Regions from separate parts of the Homo sapiens genome. Here region 1 is linked to region 2. Evidence: chromatin loops called from intact Hi-C (ENCODE). Cell type or tissue: ascending aorta. All regions are shown on one strand. Each heading gives the region's core, and the rest is flanking DNA. Links, peaks and the distances in the headings are about the cores only. Region 1 has its middle 16 kb from the start of LBH. Region 2 has its middle 16 kb from the start of LINC01936.

The links. A loop is a pair of places that touch in the nucleus more often than their neighbours do. Peaks named below come from ENCODE experiments on the same cell type or tissue, not always from the same donor. Only the 100,000 strongest peaks of a DNase experiment are listed, where the experiment ranks them.
Region 1: a loop joins it to region 2, with 2.6 times the contacts of the local background. A loop is called at or near these places in 3 of 110 quality-filtered maps.

The regions. Positions count from the first base shown.
Region 1 is chr2:30,208,483-30,223,296 of GRCh38, reverse strand. It overlaps the pseudogene H3P5. Among named protein-coding and RNA genes, the nearest start is that of LBH, 16 kb to the left of the region's middle. RefSeq lists an enhancer at 4,157-5,356 and a silencer at 14,465-14,689. In ascending aorta, for the core only: no CTCF peak of the experiment used is centred there; a DNase peak (open chromatin) is centred at 5,456; H3K4me3 peaks cover 487 bases; H3K27ac peaks cover 2,500 bases.
Region 2 is chr2:30,354,826-30,369,639 of GRCh38, reverse strand. No RefSeq gene overlaps it. Among named protein-coding and RNA genes, the nearest start is that of LINC01936, 16 kb to the right of the region's middle. In ascending aorta, for the core only: no CTCF peak of the experiment used is centred there; a DNase peak (open chromatin) is centred at 6,609; H3K27ac peaks cover 1,914 bases.

The sequences.
Region 1 (14,814 bases), core at 4,211-6,710, 150 kb after region 2:
CACAGTCCTTCTGGAGGGATCTGATTGGAATTCTTGTCCCTAGATCTAATATGATCATAGCACTTGAGCTGTTTAACTCAGAAGAGGGGAAAAAAGATCTGGGCATACCATTTCTTTCCTTCCTCCCTTCCTTCCTTCTTTCCTTCCTCCCTCCCTTCCTTCCTTCCTTCCTTCCTTCCTTCCTTCCTTCCTTCCTTCCTTCCTTCCAAGGGACAGAGCTTTAGACTAAGGGGACCCGGGCACTCAGCATCCCTGCCCAGGGGTGTAAGTCCTGTGTGAGTCTGAGCAAAAGCCAGGACAAGTAATGACAGCAGAAAGACATTTCCACACGCTTGGTGAGGCCTCGGGGTAGCTTACATGCAGGGTTTCAGAGCCCAGTGAGCAGCCAGTGTGGCACGTTTTGGCCTCAGGCAGAGCCAGTGGCCCTACTGCCCCCAGCTACTGAAGATGGCGGGGCAACTGGCCACCACACCTCCCACCCTCACCAAGGGCCCTGGGTGGGTGAATTCAGAGGCACAGCCAGGTAGGAACCTTGGCTTGCACTCTCCTGAGTGAGTGCCTGGCTTTCTTGTGCATTCTCATCCAGGCCTCCTCTTAGAAAGGAGCACCAGAAAGACAGAAGGTGATGCATCTGAAGCTGTTTTCTGATCTTCTTCTTTAATGTCCATGATATTATTACTGCAAAAAGCTAGAATGTTCTGTGTGTTTGAGTCTTCCCAGGGGTAGGGGGGACCTTCCCCACTCCTAGCCACCTGATTATTTTATCTGGGATGGTTGCAGGTTGTACCAATAAAAGTGCTGACCCACTTGGCTTCCACTTCCACCCTAGAGAGGGCCCCTTCATACACCCTCACCAGCATTAGTCTCATTTTACTGCCTTCATCTCCAGGACCCTAAGCCTCCACAATGCTTAGTAATTTCTCTATTTAAAAAGAAGAAAGTAAATGGATTACACACCAGATATGATGCTGCAGGCATTCTTAATAAGAGAACCACCAATTCCTTTCACTTATTGGGGCTCAGTTTGTTTCTCTGTAAAATGGGCCTGATATTTCCTGCCCTCCGCTTATGGCGCAGTAAGTATTGTGCAACTGTAACAAGCACTCAGCTTCCTTGACACAAAATTGCAGTAGTAAATTATCCTCTATTGGGCCTACTTGAAGAACAGTAAAAAGAAGGGGTAGGGAAACCCAAATTGATGATTTCATTTTGTTGCTGATTAACAGGAAAACATAGCAAAGGCAGCAAAGCCCTTTCTTGGTTTCTGAAAAAGAGAGGCCAAGCCTGTTCTCTTAGCAGAGAATGATGCCAAATAGAATGGTTGATATTCCATCCCTCCCTCTTTCCAGCACATTTTGGAGTATTTGTGTGGGGTCTCACCTTGCTGACATCTTGGCTACACGCACACAGCTGTGGGATTCGTGTGGCCTAATGGGGAGGTCATACTAGTCCTCTTTGGACTAGAATGTATGGTGCCCCACCTTCGCAGCCTGCCTTCTGTACACAGGGAAGCGGGCATTTCCTTCAGCATTTTACAGCTATTTCTTCAACAGGAACATTAAGAAACACCTGGGTATCAAGTGCCAGCAAGTTGCCCAGCTCTTCTTTTGTTCTTGAGACCTCCACATGTCCACACAAGCACATTCACTTACATGCCAGGGGCATCTCCTCAGTTGAACAAGTGCTCTGTTTTCTGGGTCTACGCTAGGGAAATAACACTGACCTCAATCCAAACAGAAGCAGAAACTTCTCATCGAATTCACATTGTTTTACCACCTTTTGTTTGTGTTTGGGTATTTCTAACAAGCAGCAACGAACACTTCCCAATGACTTCGGGGAAACAGGTGTGACTCCAATATGTCATTCCTTCCTTCCACAGAGCAGTGACCCATATGGTGGGGAGCGCGAGCAGGAATCACAGTGACAGGACCTGCACCAGGGGTGAGCATCTTATAGTAAGGAGGGAGGGGTCCTCATGGGGTTGCTGCAGTAGCCCATGAGGGAGGTGGTGTATGCAAAGATGGAGCTTCAAAACTTAGTAACTGTTCGGATATAGGAGCAGAAGGGAAAGGAACTTGGGAGAGGCTTGGAGATCTTGAGCTTGGGTGGCTGGAAAACTGGCATCATCCGCTGGAAGAACAGAGTCAAGAGGGGGCTGTTTGGGGAGAAGAGGGTCATGTCCCTTTTCCATGTGATGAACGGCCACTGAGTAGCAGCTGTGGCCAGCGGTGCTGTCAGACCATCCACGCTGGTTGTTTCTCTAGCTCTTGGGTCCACGGTGGCTCAGGTGTTTGTTCCAAAGGTCATAGGCCAGGCAAGTCTTTGTGCTTGGGTGCTTGGCCTCTGCTGCAGATTAGGTTCTTCAGAAGCAGATGCCAAGACAGGTTTTGGGAGCAACACCTGTGCAAAGAAGAAGGAAGAAGCGGGCTTGGGTAGAAAAAGAAGTCTAACTGAAATGCAGGCTCAACAAATGTTGGCCAATTCTGTGAGGAGCTTTGGAGCTAATATTACCTGTTCAGAGTGATCTGCACAGGGACAAAGTGCCTGGGCCTTTATTCCCCTGCTGCACCCAATCCACAGCATGGGCTATCTTGGGAGGGCATGATCTTGGGGGAGGCAGCTTTCTGCAGCTGTGGCAGACTTTGAAGGAACAAACAGCTGGAGGCAGGCTGCTGGTTCCATACCCGCAGCTGGGCAGAAGGCCCTCCGTAGAAGGCGGATCTGGGTGGTACATTTCATGTCTTCCACAGACCCCAACGCTTCCAGCCCTGCTTCATTGCCTCTCTTCAGCTTGCCATGCACTGAAGAGCTCTGCAGCCATGAGAATCCTCAGGAAAAGGACAGATCCGATGCTAGCTCGTCTGCTCCACTTCGCAGGCGACAGAACTAAGGCCCACAGAGAGGAGTTGGCTTTCTGAGGTTCCCACTGTCAGTGACTGGTGAACCCAGGACCAGCACTTAGTCCCTCTTTCTCCTCAGCCTCTGCTCGACTGGAGACTATTCTGTGGCTAGAGGTCTCAGTGGGAAGACCATGGGCCTGGCCTGTGCATGGGCTATGTGCTGTGCCTCTGTCTTCAATGACGGCAGCTTTGCTGGAAACCCTAGGGACTCCCCTCCCAAAGCAAAGAGCAAAGCTGGCACAAGACCTGGGGAGAAGCCCGAATTCAGATTCCCAGAGAGGCAGGGCCCCTCGGATTCCCAAAGCAGTTTCTTTGCTCTGATTTTTGTCCTAGGTGTAAGCCAGCTCAGCAGAGGTCATTCTGGAGTCTCCCATAATTGTTCTCACTGGACCAGGCATTGGCATGGCCAGTAGCCTGCACTGGGATGTCATAGGAACCATCCCAGGAAACTCCATCCCAGAAAACTCCCTATGGTGTATGGTAGGGCTGTTGTTGGGGATGCTCTTGGTGGCCTTCCACTGTGTCTTCCAATTCTTTCTCATGAGGCCCCATGGGGAGCCTCAGCATCAGGAATAGATGTGCTTCTCTGCAGCAGCTGCCTGGTTTTTCTTATCATGGGTGCAGTGCTGTACGTGCATTTCTTTAACTTTTGCTTTGTGGGTTGGGAAGTCAGAGTTTGATTTGAAAGTGTACAGGACCTTACAGCAATAAGGTAGCAGCCACACTGGGCTTTGTCCTCTGTTATCTATTATTTTTCCTTTCCCTCTATATTCTATTTTTTAAACTTTGTTCTATTTTATGTGGTTTTTGTAAACTCGGATACTTTCTGTAAAGATGTAAAATATAAAGAACAAAATTACTTATGTCTTCTTTGGAGGCCTTCAGTTTGTCTTGGGACGTGGCGCTGTATTTTCCTCTGTGCAACAACTTTCCAGGGACGGAATTGCTGTGGACTTCCAGGAGGGCCCAAATCTGGCCTCCCCACACTGCAGTACAAATCATGGCTGCATCTTGGCACCACTAGGAATGAGGTTGCAATGTTAATGGGTCCCTGGAGCAGACTGACTTGTTGAGTGGTCACCAAAATTCAGGTCTTCCAAGTTTTCAGACTCTCCAAGGGAGAGTCTCACATTGTCCTCACTTTTTCCTGATTATAATGAGTGGCCAGGGACAGCCAGTGGGGCCACCTCACTCCTTATGATCCAGACATGACTCAAGTTTCTACCTGAAAGCTGCCTGGGTTTTGCAAGGACACACCACCATTCTTCAAGGTATTTAAATACCTCCAGGTGGGTCAGTCTGGTTATATTTGCCTTCACTTTGATGTTTCCACGAGCTGGGGCTTTTTTGTTTTTGTTGCTCTCCTGGAGTCCTGAATGGCCCTTACGAGGCATTCTTTCCAAGCTGACACATCAAAGCAACTCCTCCTGGTATCAAGAACTTTCTCCAACTGCGTGTCCTAGGGGCGAACACATCAGCACCAGAGGGATCTGAAAAACCAGTCTTGTCCACCTTTTGGAGCTACTCTCTCTTTTGAAGAGAGGACCTCCTAGGCCAAACCTAGATAACCAGGATTTCTGAATTCCTGAGCTTGGCCCTGACAATGTACGGACGAAATTACTCATTTCCAGGTGCCAAGAGGGCCGATCACCACAAGCAGACAACACCCGTCTCTACCACAGGCGTTTATTATCTTTTGTCTTTGGGTTATTTCAGATCACTGTGAAAGGAGGGAAGGTAGCAATGAAATCTTTTGGAAATTACACATATAATGCATGAATTAACCTCTCTTAGCTTCAATTTCCTTGCCAGCCAAGGAGGGGGCGGGGATAATAACACCCACCTTGCAGAGTTGGTGTGAAGAGTTACAAGAGATGATAGCAAACATCTGGTACGACACCTGCAGCCTGCATCAGTGCTCCTTAATCAGTAACTATTTTGACCGTGTAAAATGCATACAGTCATCTGAGCATTAAGACTTTGCAAATTCAGAGAGTGGTCCACAGACCAGCACCCTCGGCATCACCAGCCGCTTGTTAGAAAGGCAATTTTCTCAGCCATCCCAACCTGCTGAATCAGAACCTGCATTTTAATGGCATTCCCCAGGTGACCTAGTAACGCACTACAGTTTGAGAACCCTTGATTTAAGGGACAGGAATTTTACCTTTGAATTTGGCGGTGATGGCATTTCTCTTGGCAACAAACAGACAGTTAGTGAGTCCATCAATCAAGTTAAGGCAATATTTACCTAACACAGCGTGCTCCTGGGCCCGAGGCTCACCTTGCTCACCTGCTCTGCTCACCTGCCTCCCGCAGTCACCTGCTCAGTGGCCAAGACTCCGGGGAGATTGCAGGCTCCTTGTTTACCAGGCAAGCACAGATAAGGTTTCTCACAGCCCCACCTGAGCTCCTGTGCCAAGGTAAACTTGCTGTCCAGAATGGCTCCCTGACTGGAAAATGTGTCAGTCTATTTATTTCTCACTCCCACTGGAAAAAAGGTGGGGTGGGGGAGTGACTGGTCATGATGTCATTCTTTCCACGGAACTTCTCAAAGGCATTGCATTTCTCGGTGACTTCCAGGCGCTGCCTGTGTGTCTGCACAGTACGGAGCACAACTGGCCAAGAACGGAGTTTCTCTTCCTTCTCTCACCATGCTGCCCCTCCTCCACCTCCTGCTGGGCCTTTTATTCCCTGTGGGCCTTGCAGGCAGCCCTAAAAAGGAACCTGGAAGCCATGAGGTGTGGGAAAGTTTTCTTGACATTTCTCCCAGAGGTGAACTGCAGAGAAGTGGGAAAAAGGGTGAAGTGATCTTTCTAAAAGCCATACAAAGAATCAACGGCAGTTGCATTCATCAAAATTCTTGCTTACATTTCTCTGGAGAAAAGCTAAGATTTTCTCATTGGGTTTCTGTCCCCAGATTGATGGGAAATGCTAGCAGACAGCACTGGAGGAAATCTGGGCTCACCCAGAAATCTGGGCTTAATCAATGATTTCTGCCATTCATCCTTTTTACCAGGAGGCTCCTACAGCTCCACATTGCTTCCATCCCAAGTCAGAGGCACTTTCTGAAAACACAAAAGTTAATAAATTAAGAGAGGGGCCTTGCGCAGGCCAGTACAGAGAATTTTCGTGAACGAAGAGATAGAAAGCCAGTCCAATTTAAAAGTATTACAATGTTTTTGATAATATTTCAACATGTAGATAAAATCAGAGACTGATACAGTGAATAGGAGTGGACCCATTTTCCAGCTCTATTCTCCAGGGTAGACTTGTAGTAACAAACAACCCCCAAACCTCAGCGGCTGACAGCACTCATCTCCCTCCCATCCTCCCATCCTCCTAGGGTTGCCTGGGGGTGTCATGCTTGCTCAGGGACTGGGGAGGACAGAAGCTTTGTCTCTGGGCTGCCATGTTGGCCAAAGTTTTTGTGCATTGGCTCAAGAGGCCAGAAACACAAGTCAATTCCAGTCACATTTCATTGGCCAAGGCAAATCTCTAGGCTGCTCCTGATTCAAAATGGGTGAGGACATAGAATCCTACTATGGGCCTGGCAGGCAGAGAGCCAGAAATATTTGGTGGGTAGCGCTAATGATGGCCACATCAGCTTTAGCAAATATTAACACATTGCCTTATTTGCTTCATGTCTTTTTACTTCAAAGAAAGTAAATATCAGCGATACAATTGAGTTCCTCTCTGTACACCTCCCTCATCCCATTTTCTTCCCTCATTTCCCAGAGCTAAGCACTGTTTTGAGATCAGTGTTAATCATCTTCACATGTGTTTTTATACTTTTACTATTTTTACTACATTTTTTATGTATCACAGACATTGCAAAGGATTATTATGCCAGCTTTTAAATTTTATATAGTGTATAATCATATCTGTAGTATCACTATCTTCTGCAATATTCATTTCTCCCTTAGCATTACAATTGTGAGATTTTTATCTATGCTGACACATACTGTGTTGTATTCCATTGTATAACTCTAATACAATTTAATTATTCTCTTGTGGATGGACATTTAAGCTGTTTCCAGTACTGCAGTGAATATCTTAATACATGTCTTCTTGACTATATGCCTAGGAGTGGAATTTCTGGACATGATCATCTTCATTAGTTGTTGCCAAATTGCTCTCTGGAGTACTTGGATCAACTTACAGTTCCACTAGCAGTGAATGAGACTCCATGATTTAACATCTTTCCCAACACTTGGCATTGACATACACTTTTGCTATCTGGTGGGTGTGAATGGTATCTCATTGTTGTTTGGATTTGTACTTCTTTAATAGTGAAAGTAAGCATCTTTTTATATTTTTATTGACCTGGAGTTTTTCTGTGAATTGATAGTTTTGTCCATTTTCCCCCATATGTTGTCTTTTTCTTATTAATTAGAGATATCGCTTTGCATATTGTATTCATTGCAAATATTATCTTCCAGTCTATGGCTTGGTTTTCACTTTGTTCTCATGGCCTTTGTTGTACAAAAGTGAGTTTTAATGTACTAGTCCACATTACCACTTTTAAAATTAAACTTACCCCAAGTTTCTATTTTCAGTGTTTTTAAATGAACTCTTCATCTTAAAGTCACAAAGAATTACAAAGAATTTTTCTATGTCTTCATCTTCTGTTTTAAAGTTGTGCTTTTTTTTTTAAGTTTTTAAGTTTTAAAGTTGTGCTTTTTTTTTTTTTTAAGATCACCCAGGAATGATCTGATGTAGAAATCTACTATTTTCCATATGGATAAAGGTTGCTCCTAGCACTCATTTATCAGATAGAATACCCTTTCCCCACTGGCGTGTAACATCATCTCTGCCCCATCTTCTTTCCAAACATGGGCAGGCCAGTGACTGGGCCCTTTATTCTGCTCCCTTACTTATCCTTGTGCGCAGACTATATTGTCTTCTTTTCTAAATATTTTGATAATAAATCTTGATATCTGGTAGGGCAAGTTCTTCCACCTTGTACTTTTTCAAAATTGTTTCTCAGTTATTCTTGGCCCTTTGTGCTTCCAAGGGAATTTTGAGATCAGATTGTCTAGTTCAAAACAAAGCAGAACAAAACCAAACACAATCCAAACCCAACCAAAAAAAAAAAAAAAAAAAAGCTGTGTTAGACTTCAGCTGAAATTGTATAATTGATTTGGGAACAATTGACATCTTTATTATTTTACATCTTCCTTTTTATTTGTTTCCTTTTATCTGGCGTGTTCTCATGCTTTCCAAGCCCTCCATAAGATCCTGAATTTCGTCCTCTTCTTCCCTCTCTAACTCTTCTTACTTTGACCCAAACATGACTGACTTTCTATTTCCTGTTTTGGCTTCAGTATCTTTCCTTACTATACCATCCATCTCTTTCAAAAGTCTCCTAATTCTTTTAACTCTTTTCAGATGTGCAAAAGGTGAAGCCCAGACGCATGTCATAATGATAGGAGGGGAAGGGAGTTCTGGCAGCCTCCTGTGAGGAGATAGGAAGGCGTAATTCCACATGGGGGGTGCACAATAATCTCTCTGAGCTTCAGGATGTAGTATGTGCAGTGGTTAACAGCCCAGCCTGCTCGGTTTGAATTCCAGCTCTATCGTTTACCAACTCTGATCTTGGGTAAATTATATAACCTCAGCATGCCTCAGTTTTCCCTTCTGTAATGCAGGGATGAAAATGTTAATTCTCTCACTGTGTAACTGTGGAAAATAAATGAGCTAAAGTATGTAAAGTACTGGCCGGGCACGGTGGCTCACACCTGTAATCCCAGCACTTTGGGAGGCCGAGGCAGGTGAATCACAAGGCCTGGAGCTCGAGACCAGCCTGGCCAACATGGTAAAACCCCATCTCTACTAAAAATTCAAAAAATTAGTCAGGCATGGTGGGGAGTGCCTGTAATCCCAGCTACTTGGGAGGCTGAGGCAAGAGAATCGCTTGAACCCGGGAGATACAGGTTGCAGTGAGCCGAGATCGTGCCACTGTACTCCAGCCCAGGCGACAGTGTGAGACTGTGTCTCAAAAAAAAAAAAAAAAAAAAGTTCGTAAAGTACTTGGGACAATGCCTGGCACATTGTAGGTGTCTCATATGTGTTAACTATGATTGTCATTACTGAGATACCTAAGGCACACTGGAAATATGGTTAGTTTGAATGTTCAACTTAGATAATGTCAGAGTAGCTCACTAATCTCAACGCCACAAATAGAACTTGCTGGTTAGCGTTGTATCTTCTCATTAAGCAGAAGGGCACCATGGTATGGTGGATGATTTAATCATTAGTGATCCCCAATGGTGCTAGTTTAGCTCAACTGTGTTGTAAATTTCACAGAATCAATGAATTCAGGGTTGGATGGTGGCCAAGATAATCTAATCCAATTTCCTAACTCATGTGTAAAACCTCTTCCAATAAAGCTTCTATAGAAAAGGCAGATTTTTATGAGAGAAGATCAGAAAGGCAGGAATAGTGAAAGAACATCAGACCTCTTGAAAAATGAAATCGAAGAGATGGTAGAAAATAGCATGAATCGATAATGGTTCAAAGGTTGCTGAGAGTAACCATTAAGAGAGACTGAAAGTGAGGGGGTGTTTCTGGAGAGCTGATAGCCTACATCCAGGAGAGAGAGACTTATCCAGGAAAAAGTCAGTTCCTGGGAAGCTAGGGAGTATTTCTCGAGATTCTACATGACTGCCTAAGTGGGCCATTTGAGGGGCTTGGAACATATCTCTCCCGCCTCCCTGCCACCAGGCTGCCAGGGAACGGTGCCCGCTTTGGGTTAAGACTTTGGATGCCCCTATTGAAAGGAAATATATATATAACGTACGAGCAGTAAGACTCCCACAGGGAGGGGTCTGCTTAAGGGGCTGCAGCCCCAGTAGAGGTCATGCGCCTGAGTGTGACGCAGCACAGTCATGAAGCTGGGCTCCCGCCCTGGCTCCACAGCACCTCTGACTCCAGCCCTGTGGCCACCTCCACCTCTCCATTCTCTTAGTTCATTCATTCGTTTAGCACACGGTGGGTACTGATGCCCCAGGAGTACAAAGACAAAACAGCACTCTACCCCTGCCTTTCACGGTGTGGTAGAAGGAAGCCATACCCAAACAGATAAGGGCAACGAAGCTGACCTTCTCAGAGCAGGTGGATAGTGTACTGGTTAGGAGGGCTGAATTTGGAACCAGAAGGGGGAAGCAAATAGTGAAGGGAGGCTATATTTGGAGGTAAGATGACTGAGAATTTTTTAGAAATAAAGAAAATACAAAACTTAGATTGAAAAATAAGCCAAGTGTTAAACAAGACAAATACAAAAAGGAACTCTCACCTAGATACATGGTAGTGAAATTTAAGAACATTAATGACAAAGAGAACATTCTCAAAACATGTATAAAGAAAAACTAGATCAACGAAAAGAGAAAAAGAATTAGAATGACAAAAAAACCTCGATAACAAAACCGGATACAAGAAGACAATGACGTTGGCAGGGCATGATGGCTCATACCTGTAATTCCAGCACTTTGGGAGGCCAAGGTGGGAGGACTGCTTGAGCCTAGGACTTTGAGACCAGCCTAGGGAACATAGCGTGACCTCATCTCTACTGAAAAAAAAAAAAGAAGAAGAAGAAAAAGACAACAAAGTAATATTTTAAAGTGTTGATGGGAAAGAACTTCAACAAACTATCATTTAAATAAAAGTAAAATAAAAATAGTATCAGGTATATAAGGCTTCAGATGGCTTATTCCTAAATCACTTTTGAAACATTCTTGAAGCTAATTTTTCAATAGAGAAATCTGGAAAAAAGGAAAATATATACATAAGTTCAGAAATGTGAGAAATAGTGTTTATCAACAACAAGACGTTGACCAAGCTGGTTTTTTGAAAAGGTTAACAAAATATATAAATGTCTGATGAGCCTGGTGGAGAAAAAAAAGAGAAGATAAAACCATGCATTAAATGCTGAAAGCCACAGGCTATGAAAAGTTTGAGACTAATACTATTATGAAGAATTATAATTTGGAGGCCTACTAAAATTGATACAATTCTGAAAAAATACAAAATTCCAAGACTGGAACAGAATAAATAACAAACTGTTTTGTCAAGTATTCAATTAAGAATTACAATATAATCAAAAACCTTTCTGAAAAGCCCTAGGCTCAGATGGTTTTACAGATAAGCTCTACCCACTTTTAAGGATGAGATAGGGCTGGGTGTGGTAGCTCACACCTGTAATCCCAGCACTTTGGAAGGCCAAGGTGGGTGGATCACAAGATCAGGAGTTCAAGACCAGCCTGGCCAACATAGTGAAACCCTGTCTCTACTAAAAATACAAAAATTAGCCGGGTGTAGTGGCCCATGCCTGTAATCCCAGCTACTCAGGAGGCTGAGGCAGGAGAATCACTTGAACCCCGCAGGCGGAGGTTGCAACGAGCTGAGATTATGTCGTTGCACTCCAGCCTGGGTGACAGAGTGAGACTCTTCTCAGAAAAAAAAAAAAAAAAAAAAAAAAAAAAAAGATAGATAATCTCTTGACATACATAAATTACCCCAGCAAATAGAAATGAGTTCCTCCTTTGCTATAAGACTGCTCTAATCTTTATTACAAAGTCAGAGGAGGATGGCAGAAACACACACACACAAAACTATAAGGCTATTTCATATTTGAAAATTCAGAATAAAATATGTTGATGGTATCCAATAGTGTATTTATTTATTTATAGCCTAATGTATTTTAATAACAAACATACAGGAATTGCACAGAAGACAGACAACATTAAAAATATGTATCTGTGGCTGAGTGCGAGGCTCACGCCTGTAATCCCAGCTACTCGTGAGGCTGAGGCAGGAGAATCACTTGAACCCGGGAGTTAGAAGTTGCAGATCACGCCATTGCACTCCAGCCTGGGCAACAACAGCAAAACTCTGTCTCAAAAAAAAAAAAAAAAAAAAGTACTTGCATGTAGGGCTCAGAAAAGTATAGTGAGTGCGTGGAATCTACTGTATGGTAAAAATGCTGCAAATACCATTTAGTCAATAAGACATTTATTTGTTATAAAAAATATTCAAGTGCTGACATTGTCCAGAAAAATTTAACAGGTTTATTTATAATTGTTATAAAGGTGAACTGCTAAAACGTATTCACTGAAACATTCTTTCTTGAATGCTTTATGTGCCCACATTTATATTAAAAATTCACATGAAAATGGAAAAGCTGCTGCTGTGGTTTGGATATGGCTTGTTTGTCCCCACCTGATGATATGCTGAATTTTTTTTTTTTTTTGACACGGAGTCTCGCTCTGTCGCCCAGGCTGGAGTGCAGTGGCACGATCTTGGCTCACTGCAACCTCTGCCTCCCCGGTTCACGCCATTTTCCTGCCTCAGCCTCCCAAGCAGCTGGGACTATAGGTGCCTGCCACCACGCCCGGCTAATTTTTTGTATTTTTAGTAGAGACGGAGTTTCACCATGTTAGCCAGGATGGTCTCGATCTCCTGACCTCGTGATCCGCCCACCTCGGCCTCCCAAAGTGCTGGGATTACAGGCGTGAGCCACCACGCCTGGCCATGTTTAAATTTAATTTCCAGTGTGGCCATGTTAGGAGGTGGCGCTTAGTGGGAGGTGTTTGGATCCTGGGGGCAGATGCCTCATGTATAGATTAATCCCCTCCCTGGGCATGGGGGTGCGGTGGGGATGAGTGACTTCTCACCTTATTAGTTTCTGCGGAGCTGGTTGTTAGATCCAGGTCCCCACAAACTCTTGTTTCCTCTCACCTTGTCATCTCTGCACATGCTGGCTCCCCTTGCCTTCCACCATACACGGAAGCCGCAGGACGCCCTCACCAGATGCCCCGTCTTGAACTTTCCAGCCATCAGAATAGTGAGCCAATTAAACCTTTTTTCTTTATAAATTACCCGGCCCCAGGCATTCCTTTATAGCAGCCCAACATGGACTAAGACAATTGCCAATACCTGATGTTTCTGTCCTATTTTTCCACATGCAATCATATATTTAGGTACCTTTTGATCCCTTGGGGGGGAAAATCTAATGGTCAGAACTACCAATAACAGAAAGAAGATTTTTTTTTTTTTTGAGAATGAAATGTTCCCCATCATAACAGATTCTTAAGCATGCCCTCCATATATCTGGAGTGCGGGCTGGATATATTTTGGCATAATTGTTACATGTTTGGCACCACTAGCACACAGGTTGGTGTCTTCAAAAAGGCCAAGCAGATAGGCCTCACTTCCCGCAAAACACCAATAGCTGTGTTCTGGAAGCACGATCTGTTTTGAAGTTCTGAGCAGTTTCTCGCACCAGACTCTGGAAGGAGAGTTTGCGAATCTGAAGCTCAGTGAACTTCTGAAAATGTCCAAGTTTGTGCATTGCCACAGTGGCAGGCCTGAAAGCACCCCTCCGGGATAGTCCTAGAGGTTTGGCCAAAGCAATAAAACTAGAAAAATAAAGAAGGACCATAAAGGTAGATGGATATTTCAGGGTTATGCTAAGAATCAGAGTAGGCCAGGTACAGTGGCTCACACCTGTAATCCCAGTACTTTGGAGGCCAAGGCAGGATTGTTTGAGCCCAGGAGTTTGAGACCAGCCTGGGAAACATACTGAGACCCTGTCTCTACAAAAAAATTTTAAAAATTAGCCAGGCATAGTGGCACATGCTTGTAGTCCCAGCTACTCAGGAGGCTGAAGTAGGAGGATTGCTTGAGCGTGGGAGATCGAGGCTGCAGTGAGCTGTGACTGTGCCACCGCACTCTAGCCTGACAGAGTGAGACTTCGTCTCAAAAATAAATAAGATCCAGAAATAACTAAGCCATTTTTAATAGAAAGAGAGAGAGAGGAAGAAGAAGAGAGGAGAGGAGAAGAGAGGAGAGGAGAGGAGAGAAGAGGGACAGGGCGGGGCAGAGCGGAGAGGAGAGGAGAAGAGAGGAGAAGAGAGGAGAGGAGAGGAGAGGAGAGGAGAGGAGAGGAGAGGAGAGAGACAGGTGACCTTACCACAAAGCCATGGTAGTAAAGGATGTGGTATTGGTACAGAAACAAGCAAATCATACAGAACAAACTAAAGAGCTCAAAAATATAAAACCCATTTTTCAATATGAAAACTTGACTTATGATAGAGGTAGCACCCCAAAACAGTAAGAAAAACATGAACTTGGGGACTGGTGGTGGGCTCTAACTAGCTCACTCTATGGAGAAAAATAAAGCTGTATCTCAACTTTATTATATCATAGTCAACTTTATATCATATTCTAAACTCCAGATGGAAATGTGGAATATCTTTGTGAACTCAGGGTGGGAAAACACAAGCCATATTTCTCTTTAGTGAAATTTACAGATAGCTGAGTGACAGTTGGGGAGAATATATTTGCAAACAACAAGAGATGTACACCTAGATTATACAGAGAGCTCTTGCAAACCAACGGGAAAAAGAGAACAATATGTGGGGGAATGGGAACACAAACTGGAAATGATAGGAAAATGAAATAAAACAAGAGAAGGCCTTTGCACAGCTTGACAATGGCAATGTACTGTAAATTGAGAAGGGAAACAGATGCAGAGAAAGGGTCATGGGCTGGAAAATAGCAGATTGACTCCTGGAGTCTTGGATTGCTGATATTCCAATCTTGTGCATGTTCCAGAGTTTTCTTGCTGCCTCTGGGTCCTGGAGGCATCCTCCTGGGGGAAGCCTCTTCTTCAGATGCACCCTGCTGTTGATACATCCTGCCTGAAAGGAGCCTTTGCAGCAGTCCTCACTGGCTCCCTTCTGCTTTCTTAGGCTTTGCTCTCAATGGTTTTCCTGCACTAACTTCCAGACCTCTACGGGCTTGGAAAGGATGTAAGCGGCTAGAATGGCAGGCTTCTGCTCCCTGCTGGCCACTCATGAGCATTACCCTGACAGCTAATCCAGCCATCAAATTCCACCAAATCTGTTTCTTCTTT
Region 2 (14,814 bases), core at 5,409-7,908:
GCTCCAGATCCCGCCCTTGGCATCAACTCTGGGGAGTGAGTAAGAATGAAAATCTTAAATTTAATAGAATTGAATACTAAAATGATTGAGAAAATGACTTAAGGGACTGTTTTACTTGGAAGTAACTATACTAGTTTTTCTGCATCAGCCAAAATAAGAGCTTGAAATGAAAAATGAGACCAATTACAGAAAAATAAAGAAAATGACCTTGTACCTAGAGGAGCCTTCTGACTAGGGAAATCAAACCTTGCATTGATCAGGGGTTCAGGGGTTCACTACCTACACATGCCACACTCCATTTCTGCTGCCACACCGTGGTGGCCAAGAGGACCCTCTTCCAGCCGGTGCCCCATCCCATCCACTGAAACGTGCTAAACTGTGCTCCTATTTACAGAACTATGAGCCTTGTAAGAAAGCCAGCAACTGGCCAGGTGCAGTGGCTCATGCCTCTAGTCTCAGAACTTTGGGAGGCCAAAGTAGGTGGATCACGAGGTCAGGAGTTCGAGACCAGCCTGGGTAACATGGTGAAACCCTGTCGCTACTAAAAATACAAAAATTAGCAGGGCGTGGTGGCATGCGCCTGTAATCCCAGCTACTCGAGAGGCTGGGACAAGAGAATTGCTTGAACCCTGGAGGTGGAGGTTGCAGTGAGCCGAGATCGCGCCACTGCACTCCAGTCTGGGCGACAGAGCAAGACTCCGTCTTGGATTAAAAAAAAAAAAAAGAAAGCCAGGAATTTGTAGCCTAAAAATAATAAAGCTAAAAGGGACTTTAATGATTGTTTGATCCAACCTCTTCATTTTAACAATGAAGAAACCAGGGCCTGAGAAGGAACATGACTTGCTCAGGGTCCCAACACAATTGAGTGATGGAGCTGAGAGAATCTGGTTCCTCAGGTGTTCTCACCACAACTCTTTTCCCATACCAGCTCCGGTCCCTCCTGGTCCCCTAAGTGCACAAATCTCTCCACGGACCAAGGACTTGGTCTTGCCCCATAGCCACCAATCATTGACAGCCCTCTCTGAGCTCAGGCACAAGCCCAGGCCTCCAGCAGGAGGGCAGCTGTCCAGTCTCCTGGGCTGGACCTGTGATCCAGAGCAGATGGCGCCAAGGACAGGGAGCAGAGGAGCGAGGGACATGACTGGGGAGCTGCCTAGCATGTAGACTTATGGGTGACCCTCCTACAGCATGACCTCTTGGCCCCAGAACAAAGCACTTCTCCAACACGCTATGGATCATGGCTTGTGGGGGACGACATGACACATGCCAAAGATTCTTTCCAAGCCACAATTGCTTTGGAGCCATGGCAGAAAGTCTCTGTCTGCTGGGGCCTGAGAGCTCCCCGCAGGCCATGCTGAAAGGAAGGAAAGTCTCAGACCTCACTGAGTTGGGACCACTGGCTGCCAGGAGACCACCCCAAACATCAGAACCCAAGGGAACAAGAGGTCAAGACTCCCTGCCCTAAAGGCCAACACCAAATTAATGAGCAACTTTCCAAGCAGGTAAGCACCAGTGTTGAGTTTACTCTGTCAGCCCTGAGCCAAGAGTTTTGCTCACTGTTCTCATTTAATCCTCACAATCTAGTAGGCAAGTATTATTATCTTTTTAAAAAGAGATGATACAAATAAAGTTCAGAAGGTTAAGTGACTTGCTAGGGCTACACAGTCTTTAAGGAGAAGACCTAGGATTAGAACCCAAGTGTGTCTCACTCACTGGACACCGTGGCCTTTCAAGAGGGCTCCTTGTGTGTCTTCAGCTGCAGAGTAGCCCTTGGTCATGCTTCAGAGCTTCCGTGAGTCTTTCTCCCAGGAATATCTCTCTTAGTCCTTCCCACCAGAATCTGGGGTGCAGAGGGGGAATAGAAACAGCCCCGCCCATTCCCTTGCAGGTTAGGGATTGAGAGCCAGGACACCTGGGCACTTGCCTTCCCCTCTGCTGACCACATCTCTGAGCAGCCACTTCTTTCTCAAGAAGGCTGTTTTCTGGACAGTAATTGGAACTGGTTCTGAGGATCTGCCACATTCCCTCAGGGCTGTTTTAAGTTATAAGCACAACAGCCCTATATTAGGAACGACACTCACTGAAGGCTGATGTATGAGCAGAGCTTAAAGCAACAAATAAAACCTACAATGGGCCAGGCTCAGTGACTCATGCCTGTAATCTCAGCACTTTGGAAGGCTGAGGCAGGAGGATCGCTTGAGCCCAGGAGGTGGAGGCTGCAGTGAGCCGTGATTGTGCCACTGAAGCCGAGGTGACAGAGGGACACCCTACCTCAAAACAACAACAACAGCAACAAAATCTACAGTAAAGTTAATCCCACATAGGGTTCAATGACAAGCACAATCATGGAGCTATATAGAAATTAGACCTAAACGATGAATAGTCCCTGAACGTGAGTGAGTATACCATTACTTTTGCGTAACTTAGCCAAAATGTCAGTTTCTCTATTCTCATTTGGTGGATTCCTTAGCTACAATCTGTCATCAGGGCTAAAAGTTTTCTTGGGTCACTATAAACAGTTTTATCCTCACTCTACTCCCCAACCCATATACCTACATGCATACTGATTCCCACACATATTAAAGATGGAGGTTTGCACTTCTGCTTGCAGCAGGGACCCTACCAACCCCTACTGTGGTCCAGGCACAAGGTTCCTGGTGTTTTCTCATATGTTCGTTGATGGTTCTAGTTTCTTCTGCACCTACTTACTCTCGCCACACTCTCTCTCTGTCTCTCTCTGTCACACACACACACACACACATGCACATATGCACACTAGCCCAAGCATGCCTTCTTACATGAGCAGAATCCTTGAGACACCCTCTATTTCCCACTCAAGATTCGTGTGCTGGGTGGGCCCCAGGTGCAGGAACTGGGACCCTGAGGCTGTAGAGGGCCTGTTCCCAGGGTCTTCCTCCATGACCCCTTTGGGCCCTCAGCTATGTCTCCTCCTGCTCCTGGCAGGGTTAGGTTGTCTGCCAGTGACTAAGTGGGGCTCAGAGGCCACCAGCCCTTGCTCAGCACTGGCGGCCTGACTCAGAGCAGTGTGTGGTCCCTGCTACATCCTGTTGTGAAGGATGCTGTTCCCTGTTTCAGAGGATCCTGCTCTAATCCCCCGACAGGCTAAGGAAGTCAGTAAAGGGAAACAGCCGTGGGGTTTATAGAAAAGCCCGCCCTGGCCTCCTTCCTGCGTGACGGCTTTCCTGGGCCTCTGTCAGCCCCAAGGAGCTGCGTGTGTTGTTGAGGAGCCATTCTGGTCAATACCGGAGATCAAAGGAAAGGTAATTTCAGCAGCACTAAAAATAGGCCCTGTGGTTATTTCAGAGCTGTTTTGCTAGCAGTGCAGGAGCAAATCTTGGATTTTGCTCAAACTTCCTGTCCATCCCACGGCCTCTTCCTCCGCTATGCTTACTCCTCAGTCTAGTGGTGTTCAGAGGTTTTTGACTATGTATGGCCCATGGTCATTTTCCGTTCCTACTTTGTCCACACATAGAAGCACACACACTGAGAAGTGCCATCAACCATGACTGGCTAGAACGATGTGCAATGCACTCTCTTTTCTATTCTATTTCTTTCTTTTTTTTTTTTTTTGTAAACTCCTTGTTATGATCCACTAAGTGAATTCAATGACCCACTGCTGGGTAGCACCCACAGTTTGAAAAAACATTAATCCATTTATTCTTCCTTTTTTCTTTGCTTTGATGCCATCACTACTCAGTTATGTGGCTTTGAGCCTTTATAGAGACTTTGCGTTTTTCATCCAAAGAAAGAGGTTGGTCAATAGTCTCTGTGTTAGGCTGTTTTCATATTGTTATAAAAGAATACCTGAGACTGGGTTATTTATAAAGAAAAGAGGTTTAATCGGTTCATGGTTCTGCAAGCTTTACAGGAAGCATGGTGCTGGCATCGGCTTGGCTTCCAGAAGCTTACAATCATGGTGGCAGGCAAAGGGGGAGTCGGCACATCACATGGCCAGAGCAGGAGCAAGAGAGAGAGAGGGAGGCACTGTACACTTTTAAACAGCCCCATCTCTAGAGAACTCACTCTGGTGCGAGGACAGCAGCAAGGGGATGGTGCGAAACCGTTCATGAGAAACCCCGCCCCATGATCCAACCACCTTCCACCAGGCCCCACCTCCGATACTGGGGATCACAGTTCACCATGACATTGGGCGGGGACGCACGTACAAGCTAGATCAATCTCTTTGACTCTCAGAAGTTGTGTGGTTCTGGCTCCTTCCTTTAAAAAGAATCACCTGTGGCATTTCCCAGGCCAGCCCAATCTGGGATTGAGAACAAAGGGGAGATTGTTGTCTTCCCTCTACTGGTCTGTCTTTAACATTGTGGTAGAAAGATGAGCTTTAGAGGTGGACGTATAAAACCCCAGCTCCCCACAGATTAGGGAGTTCCTTAACTTCTCAGTGCCTCGGTTTCCTTATGTGTACGGAGGATGACGCTATCTCATAGGGCTGCTGTGGGGGTTAAATATAACAAAGGCAGTGAAACCCTAACCACAATGTTTGGCATGCAGCAAGCGCTTAAATTATAGTGGCTGTTGCTGTTGCTGTAATTATTTAAATGAAAAGAAAAGTCACTCAAAGATTTGTCCAGTTTGAAAAGTCCTTGGTGGTCAAAATACCTGCCTAGTTGCCAACTCTTTCCTTCTTTTACCTCTTCAAAAAGCCATCTTTGCCAAGTGTGACAACCTCCAGTGCCACAGAAAGGCCAGGTAGGATCCCCTGGGCCAGCTGTCTCCACCTGGCTGGCCTGGTCCAGTGGGAATTAGCTAAACCTCTTTGGAACTCACTGGTATTTTCCACCTGTACAACCTCTGGAGGCAGTGAACAGCGCTTATTATAGAGCACTATGTAGCTTCTCCAACAGGATACCTCTTCCTGCACCGTTTCATTCTCTCATCTTGGCTGCCAAGTCAGGAAAAGTTTACCATTCCAGCTTTTCCTTCTCCTCTCTTCCTCTCCCCTGCCCTCTCCTCCCCTCTTCTCTTCCCCCTACTACTACTCTCCTCTCCTCCCGCTTCCCTCCCTTTCCTGCCCCTCCCCTCTTTTCCCCTCCTCTTTCCTCCCCATTTCCTCCTGCTCCTCTCTTCCCACTTCTCCTCCTCTTCTCCTCTCCCATTCATTTGGGGAGGATGTCCTCTTCCCTCTCAGACTTGCTAGACTTCTTTCTGGAGAAACTTTATCAACAGCACCTCCTTCATTTGGAGTGTTAGTTTTTTCAGAGAATTTCTGCTTTGGTTTTCCTTGGTTCCCACGGGGACCCTCTGGTTTGGTAGGGTAGGTAGGATGCTAATTTCACAGATGAGAAAAATGACTTGCTCGGGGTCACTCAGCTATTAGACGTCATAGGCTCGGGGCTTCTCCTGCTGGAGTCGATGGTTTTCCCTGCACACCTGATCTAGCTCACTGCAACCTCCGCCTCCTGGGTTCAAGCGATTCTCCTGCCTCAGCCTCCCGAGTAGCTGGGACTACAGGCATGTGCCACCATGCCTGGCTAATTTTTTTTTTTTTTTGTATTTTTAGTAAAGATGACATTTCACCATGTTGGCCAGGCTGCTCTTGAAGTCCTGACCTGGAGCGACCCACCCGCCTTGACCTCCCAAAGTGCTGGGATTACAGGTGTGAGCCGCTGCACCCACCTTACACCTGTTTATTTAATAAAGTCTTGAGGACAGCCCTTGACCTGAGAAAGGGCTTGTGGCAGCAATTAGACAAGGAACCAGGTAGCTGGGAGAGGGGACAATTGCAGATGATCAAACTTCACTCACAGGTGTAAATTATTTTTGTGGGCTATTACCAAAAATTACGTACAATAAGCATAGAAAAATTGTGACTCATTCTGATCTTCATTATAATTTCTAACCATTGCACTTGTTCATTTACTTATTTTTTTCTTTTTTCCTTACTAAAATATATGCTCCATCTGGGCAAGGGCTATGTTCGCTTTAGTCATCATTGTGTCCCCAACATCTAGCACAGTGTCTGGCACCATAAATATTTGCTGATTGAAAAAAATACTTGTTGGTTACATGACTCAATGTGCCACCTGTGGAGAGACTGGGCTGGTGACCTCTATCTCTATTTATGTGGCTTACTTAATGTATATGTTCTTTGACCTGGATGATATGGATGCCATGTCTTATGCACGCAAAGTGAATGGGAAAAGTGAAGTAATCATATGGGTAGTTCGAGCAGGATGGACCACCCACTCCAACCTCAATTACCTTATTTTAGGTGGAAGTAGTTTAAAACCCGAAGAAAAGGAATAATTACCTACTTTCTCCATTGCACTTTATTCTTGCAGTCCTAGCTGCAGAAGGATGTGGAAATCCTACCCTATTAAGAAAGCAAGACCTACAGCAGACACACAGCAGCCAGGCACGCGCTGTACCTGTAAACACATACACACACGTGCACACATGCAAGTATACATACGCAAGAGTGTGAAGGGGAATAGGAGTTTAAGAGAGTGACAGAAAGCGACATTGAGGAGGCTCATTTTCCATGAGGAGGAATCGTCCATGCCTGGCTTTCTGTAGCACCCAATTTCTTTTCCCTAAGTGTGCATTGCTGGAGCCAGGGAACTTGTTCCTTGACCTTGGCAAACCTGATTCAGCTCTGAGCTGGACCGTCATGGGCAGAAATGACTGGACTGGCAGACATAGTTCTAAAGAAGGTACATTCTTCAAATCTGGATTTAAAAAAAGAACAGAAAAAATCGCAGCCTAAGCCAAGAACTTTGGCTTTGTCATGTCAATAGTATTTAAAGATGTTATTTGGCTGAGCTGTGAGCTCTGCAAATGAAAAAAAACTTAGCCCTCTCTTCTCTCCCTTCTCTCCTCTCCCTGTTAGCTTCAGCTCTATCCCTGGCTCTCCACTGAAGCTTCACTCTTGCACAGAGCCTAAAGGCACCTTGTCTTGGGAAAATCACGTGTACATTTGATACCAACTTAGTCCACAGTCTGTTTTTCTTTCTGCTGTTTGCATCTGAGGAATTTGGAATGTCTCAGTCATCCACTGGTCTCCAGAGCAAAATGGCATTGGGGTGGGGGCAGAGTAGCTTCCTGTCATTTCAAGGAAGAGGAAATGGAGGCCCAAAGAAGGAAGGAAGGAAGAGAAGGAGACACCCAGTACTTCCCGAGTGTCTCCCACATGCTAAGCAACCACTAGCTAGTTGCTTTTGTGATGATATATTTGCGGTTCAGACAGCCCTGTGAGATGGGTACAATTGGTAGAAATATTTTCACTTCACAGATAAGAAAATTGAAGTAGAGAGGGGTTAAGTGATTTACTTAAGGCCACATGTTTAGTAAGTGGCCAGATCTTTTGGATTCCAAAGCTCATGTCCCTTCAACCGTGTAAAGGGAAGTGTTTTGTTCCGAGTTGGTGAGTCACTTGAGGTACATAGCGACCTGTCTTCCCCCTTCATTTGTTCTTGCTTCTGAGCTTTTGCTGACAATGTTCCCTCAGTCTTCTGTCAACATTCTAACCAGCTCTCAGGCCTGGTTCATCTCTTCCTCCTTTGTGAAGCTTTCCTCGAATCCCCAGGCCAGAATCTGTCGCCTCCCTCTGTGTCCTCGTGGCGTGTCTGTTGGTTAACACCTGCACGTTTGTCAGGAGCTGACCTGTGGTATGGTGGCTAGGGGGTGTGGGTGACACTTACCAACGTGGGGGCATTTGGTTCAGCCTGCCACCAGCTTGAGAAGGCACAGAGTGGAGATGAGGCACCGGGGCACAGGGTAAAGGAGAATCTTCTTTACTCCGCTGCTTGCCAGGACATGCCAAACCCAGAGGCTTCAAACCCTGCCTTCCCCTGGATTTGGCTAACCTGAATCCAGCCCACATTACACTCAGATTCCAGGAGAAGGCTTCCTTTATCCTGTTGGGAAGTCAGTGGCGCAGGAAGCATTGGGGGTGGGGGGTGTGGAGCAGGAAATAAGCTTTGAGCTCCCCCAAAGCAGGGTGTAGGTCTGTATCAGAAGTGGTTGTGGGGTGAATGAATAAATAACTCAATGATTCAGTGTTGCTACTCTCAGGAAGCCACCATGCTTGGTCCTGGGTTGAGAGAGCCATGGGGAGAAGACCCTGTAAATGTTACTCCCTGACTCCCCCTGGTTTCAGCCCAGGCATCACTGTGTGACTCAGGCACTGGCAGGTCTTCCAGGACCTTCCTGGGCTGAGTTCAGCTTTTTATTCACTCTGGGCTGTATCTGGGGGTACAGGAAAGCTAAGGCCCTTGTACCCCTGCCTCCTGGCTTGCCCTAGGATGATTCCATATCCTCCTCTTTTCTGCTGCATTCTCCCTGGCGCAATTCTCTAACTTGCTACTAGGATAATATAGAGAGACCAGACAAGCAAGTAGACCTGGGTCTTAGTCCTTCTCTCAACCTGGGTGAGGCCTAACAGCCACAGCAAAGATGTGCCTAAGCTTGGAACCCATGGCTATCCTCAACTATCAGCTAGTCTAATTTGAACCCAGGTAACAAAATGTGAGTGTATGTGATTGTGCATATGTGTGAGTGTATGCCTGTGTGCATCTACACGGGTGATTTCTCAGGCTCGGGGTATCTAGAGACACCTGGTTGTACTTGGACAGACTTGAAGTGCCCTTCATTTTACACATAGGGAAACAGTTTATTTCAGTTCATAGAAGTTGACATCTCCACCTGATACATGGGACATCAAAAATATATGTGTGGCAAACCCCATGGTTGCCGAGGAAGGGGGAGGGTCCCTGCTCATCTGCTCTCCTCCCCTCCACCCATGAGCCCCTCTTCCACCATCCTGTGTTCTAGGCCCCTTCCTCTCCTCGTAGCCTTTATGAGGAACAAACAAACAAAAAAACTCCAGATGGGCCGGGCGCGGTGGCTCATGCCTGTAATCGCAGCACTTTGGGAGGCTGAGGAGGGTGGATCAGCTGAGGTCAGGAGCTCGAGGCCATCCTGGCCAACATGGCGAAACCCTGTCTCTATTAAAAACAGAAAAATTAGCCAGGCATGGTGGCGGGCACCTGTAATCCCAGCTACTCAGGAAGCTGAGGCAGGAGAATCACTTGAACCCGGGAAGTACAGGTTGCAGTGAGCTGAAATTGCACCACTGCACTCCAGCCTGGGGGACAGAGCGAGACTCTGTCTCAAACAACAACAACAACAACAAACCCAGATTATATCATTGAGGATGCAAAGATGCTTTCATTATCTGGAGTCCCCATCTGTCCTTTCCTCCCCTGGCCAGCTCATGGCCCCGCCTTTCCCCGCAGGCCCACGCCTTACTGAACAACTCTGTGCACTTTGTATTTTTCCCCACAAAGCCTTGCAACAACCTTGTGAGGAGGGTATTATTACCCCCGCTTTACAGGTGAGAAGACTGCGGCTCAGAGAAGCCGAATGACTTGTCCACAGCTCTCAGCTGGCCCATAGCAGGAATGGGGTTGGACCTCAGCCTTCCTGCCTCCAAGCGTGTGCTCTGAACTGGCAGGCTGGAGGCTGTTCTGGGGAGGACGCACTGTGTCCCATGACTCTCCAGTCTCCTCGGAGCTGCTGAGCTTCCTGGCAGGAAGCCCATGGCTGCTTCTCTCCCTCTGCCCTCTGTCCACACTCCACAAGCACTCAGCTTCAGCTGATAACCACGGCAGGCGCTTGTGAGAGGGCTCTGACACCACAGGAGCCCTCTGAGGGGCCAGTCTATGGGGGGTGGTGCAGAATCCAGAGCCCCCATCCTCCTGCACCACGGGCACCAGCTTCCATACAAGTGGCCCTGGAGTCCTGACTCCCAGCTGTCAGCACCAGCAATCCTTCTCAGGAGCTAAGCCTTGGCACTTCCCAGGTCTGTAACAGGCCAGATTTCTCTTCCAGAGAAACTTCATCTGTGTCTGAGCCCAGGGCCTTGTTGCCTGGCTAGTGTCTTCATAGCTCAGATTCCTGTAACTATGAAGGGGTTGGTCCTTCCAGCTGCGTTCCATGAGAGAGGTGATGCCTTTTCCATTACATGCCAGGCCCTTGAGTCCTTTTGGCCATTAAAGGACTAGAAGAAGTCCAAAAACTTCTGGTAGTCTCTGAACCAACCCAGGTACTTCAGGTGTCTCCTGAAATGAAGCAGCTTTCCGTCCCAGGCAAAGGTCTGGGTGGGGTCAAAACCTGGGGACAAGGGTCTGGAGCTGGATGGAAAGAAAATAAGGGAATGTCAACAGCAAATGTAGCAGGACCTGGGGAACTGCCCCCAAAGAATCCAGGGGTGTCTGCAACCTACACATATAGGGAGTAACATTTTAAGCAGAGTTACTCTCTAAATTCAGCAAACAAGGAAAGATCACGTATGATCAGACTCACCCTTGACTCTTCCTTCAGAAGGTACCATGTTGAAGACTCTGACAAATTGGCGTTTCCATCAGCTTGGGAACAGATGCTGTGATTTTGGGTGCACATGCAATGGAGTGATTGTCTTACATTTAGGGACCATGTTGTGTGGAAGTGTGTATCACTAAGCACTAGACTCATATTCACACATATTGGGGCCAGGGCTGACTCAGGCAGATGGCTGGCTTCTGGCTCCTGGGGCATATGTTCACTAAACAGAACAGCAGGCTCAGTGGCTCGAATGACTGCACCTAAGCTGGGATCTGTGATCACGTGATATGACTCCACCGTGTTGACGCTCAGCATCTCCATGCCTATGTGCGTCAGGCTGGGCAAAGTAGCGGTGTTGGGACAAACAATATGAAAGAGCTGAGAGGCTGCCTCATGGACTTGTACCTGTGCACATAGGCCACTTTTGGTTTATTTTCAGAAAGTTTCTCTTTTTGAAGTGTTCCTTGTTACTGTCTCCACAACATCACATATGAGGCAGCCAGGGTTGTGACCACTTTCTGGTACAAAACAATGAGGTTTCTCTAGCACAATCATGTTTTAGAGCCTCCACCCTCTCCTGCACTGGAAGTTATCATCGATTAAGGGAGTAATTAATTAAGGGAGTAATTCATCCTACGAACTGGAGGCAGATGTCTTCTCTGTACTGGGGAAAGGTGGAGAAACATGTGAGCCTCTGATGTGACATGCCTGCCAGAGCACCTGGGCGTGGGGGGTGGGGAGGTGGAGAGAAAGGCAGGAGGTGCTTTAGGTGCCCAGGCAATAGCAGGGACAGAGGAGCTGATCAGGTCAAAAACCCTTCCAGTTGGGAAAGTGAAGGGTAGCCCCAGTGCTAAGGAAGCTGCTCTGAAAACAGAAAAGATAAGGAAGAGGGCACTGAATCGTGCCGAGGTTGCAATGATTTGAAAATCTTTCTCCAAATGACAGATTTTCCTTGAAAGTCCATTGAAAAGCATAGGCAACTGGCATTCTGCAAATATTTATACCAGCATTTAAAAATGCATTACTTTTAGGGCCAGGCGCGGTGGCTCATGCCTGTAATCCCAGCACTTTGGGAGGCTGAGGCAGGCGGATCATGAGGTCAGGAGATCGAGACCATCCTGGCTAACATGGTGAAACCCCGTCTCTACTAAAAATACAAAAAATTAGCCGGGCGTGGTGGCAGGTGCCTGTAGTCCCAGCTACTCGGGAGGCTGAGGCAGGAGAATGGTGTGAACCCGGGAGGTAGAGGTTGCAGTGAGCCAAGATTGTGCCACTGCACTCCAGCCTGGGCAACAGAGTGAGACTCCATCTCAAAAAAAAAAAAAAAAAAAGCATTGCTTTTTATGACAAAAGCAGTACAATGGTTCCTATGAAAAAGCTAAATATCAAAGTGATAGATAACGCAGAAAGTGAAAGCCCCTGTAATTCCACCGTACTGAAAAGAAACACGGGTAATAGTTTTGGATATTTAGACTAGGTTTTAGCCAATCATTTATTTATGTAGTGAAGACATATGCAGGAGGGAAGCATGAGTTTTAATTTGCCTTTCAGCTCTCTGGAGATGGAGAGCACCTTGCAAGGGCTCTTTAAAACAAAGCACCTTGTCCACCTGGTGGCTACCTGCATTTCAGGATAGGATGGAGTCGCCCAGCCCTGGGCTCCCTCTCCAGCTCAGTGGCAGCGACCTCATCCTGTGCTCCCCCTGCCCTCCTGTCTCCCATCACTTCTCACCTATGCTTGGTGTGGCATCCGAGATGACAAACGTGAGTCCTGTGATGTTGTGGTATAATAAGAAACATGAGGCCGGGCACGGTGGCTCACGCCTGTAATCCCAGCACTTTGGGAGGCCAAGGCGGGTAGATCGCCTGAGGTCAGGAGTTCGAGACCAGCCTGGCCGACATGAGGAAACCCTGTCTCTACTGAAAATACAAAAATTAGCTGGGCATGGTGGCACACACCTGTAATCCCACCTACTCAGGAGGCTGAGGCAGGAGAATCGCTTGAACTTGGGAGGCAAAGGTTGCAGTGAGCCGAGATCGCGCCATTGCACTCCAGCCTGGGCAACATGAATGAGACTTTGTCTCAAAAAAGAAAAGAAAAGAAAAGGAAAGAAGAAAAGAAAAGAAAAAAGTAACATGGATTTGGTTTCAGCCCCTGATTTCTGATTCTTAAAACCCTGGTAGATAGGGGTGCTAGGAAACTTTTTTGTTCTGTTATTTGGTATTTGACTCCAGTTCCTGACGCAGAGCTCCTAAGACCTCTATAATTTCCTGGATGATAGAAATGTCTGACACAGAGCTCCTAAATCCCTTGGAATTTCCTGGGTGATAGCATCTTCTGTTCTAACGAGATGGCTCGTTAGAACGAGGTGGGTTCCTGGATAGGCTCGGGATGGGGACGGGTTGCCAGGGAAACCACCCATGTGGTTAGAGGGTTGGGACTTTCAGCCCCATCCCCTAACCTCAACAAGGGGACAAGGGCTGAAGGTTGAGCAGATCACCAATGGCCAATGATTTAATCAATCATGTCTACGTAATGAAGTCTCCATAAACACCAAAAATGGCTCAGCTTGGAGAGCTTTTAGATAGCTGGACGGGTCCCTGGAGGGTGACACGCTGGGGAGGGTGTGGAAGCTCCGTGCCCCTTCCCACATGCATGTGCATCTCTTCCCCCAGGCAGTCATCTGCATCTTTTGTAACAATCCTTTATAATAAACTGGTAAACATAAATAAAGTGTTTCCCTGAAATTCTGTGAGCTCCTCTAGCAAATTAATTGAACCCAAGGAGAGGGCCATGGGAACCCCAATTTATAGCCGGTTGGTCAAAAGTACAGGTCACAACCAGGACTTGCGCTTGGCATCTGAAGTTGGGGGCAGTCTTGTGGGGCTGAGCCTTCAACCTGTGGAATCTGACGCTGTCTCCAGGTCTGCTGGGGAATCGCTTGCTTTGTGTGTGGGAAAACAGCCCCCATCATCTGGCATCAGAAGTGTTGTGTTGAGTATTGCATAAGAGTAGGAAATACACTGGTCTTTCCTAACACACAGAGGCCCTTTCCCAGGACTCCTGTGGGCAGGCAACACCCCCAGGGCACCCACCACCTGCCCTGTCCTTATAGCTCAGCAATAGTCCGATCCTAAAGCCCATCCTTCCTCACACTCTCCTCTACTGCCGTGTAGCAGAAAGAGGGCTGGATTTGGGGTGGGGGAAGGGTAGGGAGAAGACTGATGTTTCTTGCCCACTTACACCATCCAAAGAGTTCATGTACATTTAAGTGTTTCATTGTGAGGTTAAATGACGTGCCCAATGTTACACAGCTAGTAAGTGGGAGAGGTGTTTCTGAAACCTGTTCTGGCTGGTGGACAATTAGAAGACCTTGGTGTTCCAGTAACTCACCCTTAGAAAAACAGCTTCACCTCCCTGAGCTCAATGTTCCTATAAAGTGAGAAAGCTGGTTCTCAACTTTGGCTGTGCTTTGGAATCACCAGAGAAGCTTCAAGACACTGAGAACTGGCTCCACCTGGGGCTTCAGACATCATCACTCCAGGATGAAGTTAGCCTCACCTTCTCTGGCTCTGTGCTGTGCAGTGGGTTCAAGGGGGCCCAAACATGGGCAGGCCAGAGTAGGACTGTCCCTTCCAGGAGTATGGATGTTGCGAGTCCCCACTTTCTTTTCTCTCTCTAGATCTGTTTACCCAGACTAAAAAGTTCTCTTGCCCAAGAGGTTGTCAGGGTCCAAAATCTGTGGGTTCACATCTCAGATGACTCACTTAGTGATTACAGGCAGATGGCTTAACCTCTCTGTGCCCCTCTGTTTCCTAACCTATAAAATGAGGATAAAAATAATGCTTGTCTCACAGGACTGTTGGGAGAATGAAATGAGACAATATGAGAAAAGGGCCAAGCACAGCGGCTGGCATTCGGTAAGGCCTTTTCTCCATCTCCTTCCCTACTTCCTTGAAAGGAGCTCCCTCCATCATGGCGGCCCAGTGGAATGATCTCCATTCACTCTGTATCTGTGAGGCCTGGGTTCAAAGGATGACATGGAAGAGTCCTTGATGTCCAAATAAAGGGAAACTAGAGGACAGTCCAGAAGGGAGACAGGTAGAAGCACCAGAGGAGATGAACTCATTTTGGGGGCTGATTAGGGAGTTGCCTCCATGACCCTAACTCTAATCCCAACCCTAATGCTTTTCTCATTCTCACAGGATCTCTCACTGAGATGCCCAGATGCAGAGCTGGCTTTGCAACAAGGAATTGGGCTTGCTCTACCCAACTGCTCAACCATTAGTAGAAGTTGGAGGAGCTGTCTCTTTGAGATCCAGAGAAGTCCCTTAACATGAGAGCCCCAGCCAGGTGGTAGCACTGACTCCATCCCTGTCCCCTTCCAGATGGTCCAGAAAAACTTTCATGACACCTCACTGTCTATTTTTTCTCCCAAGGGCTGTGTTGTGA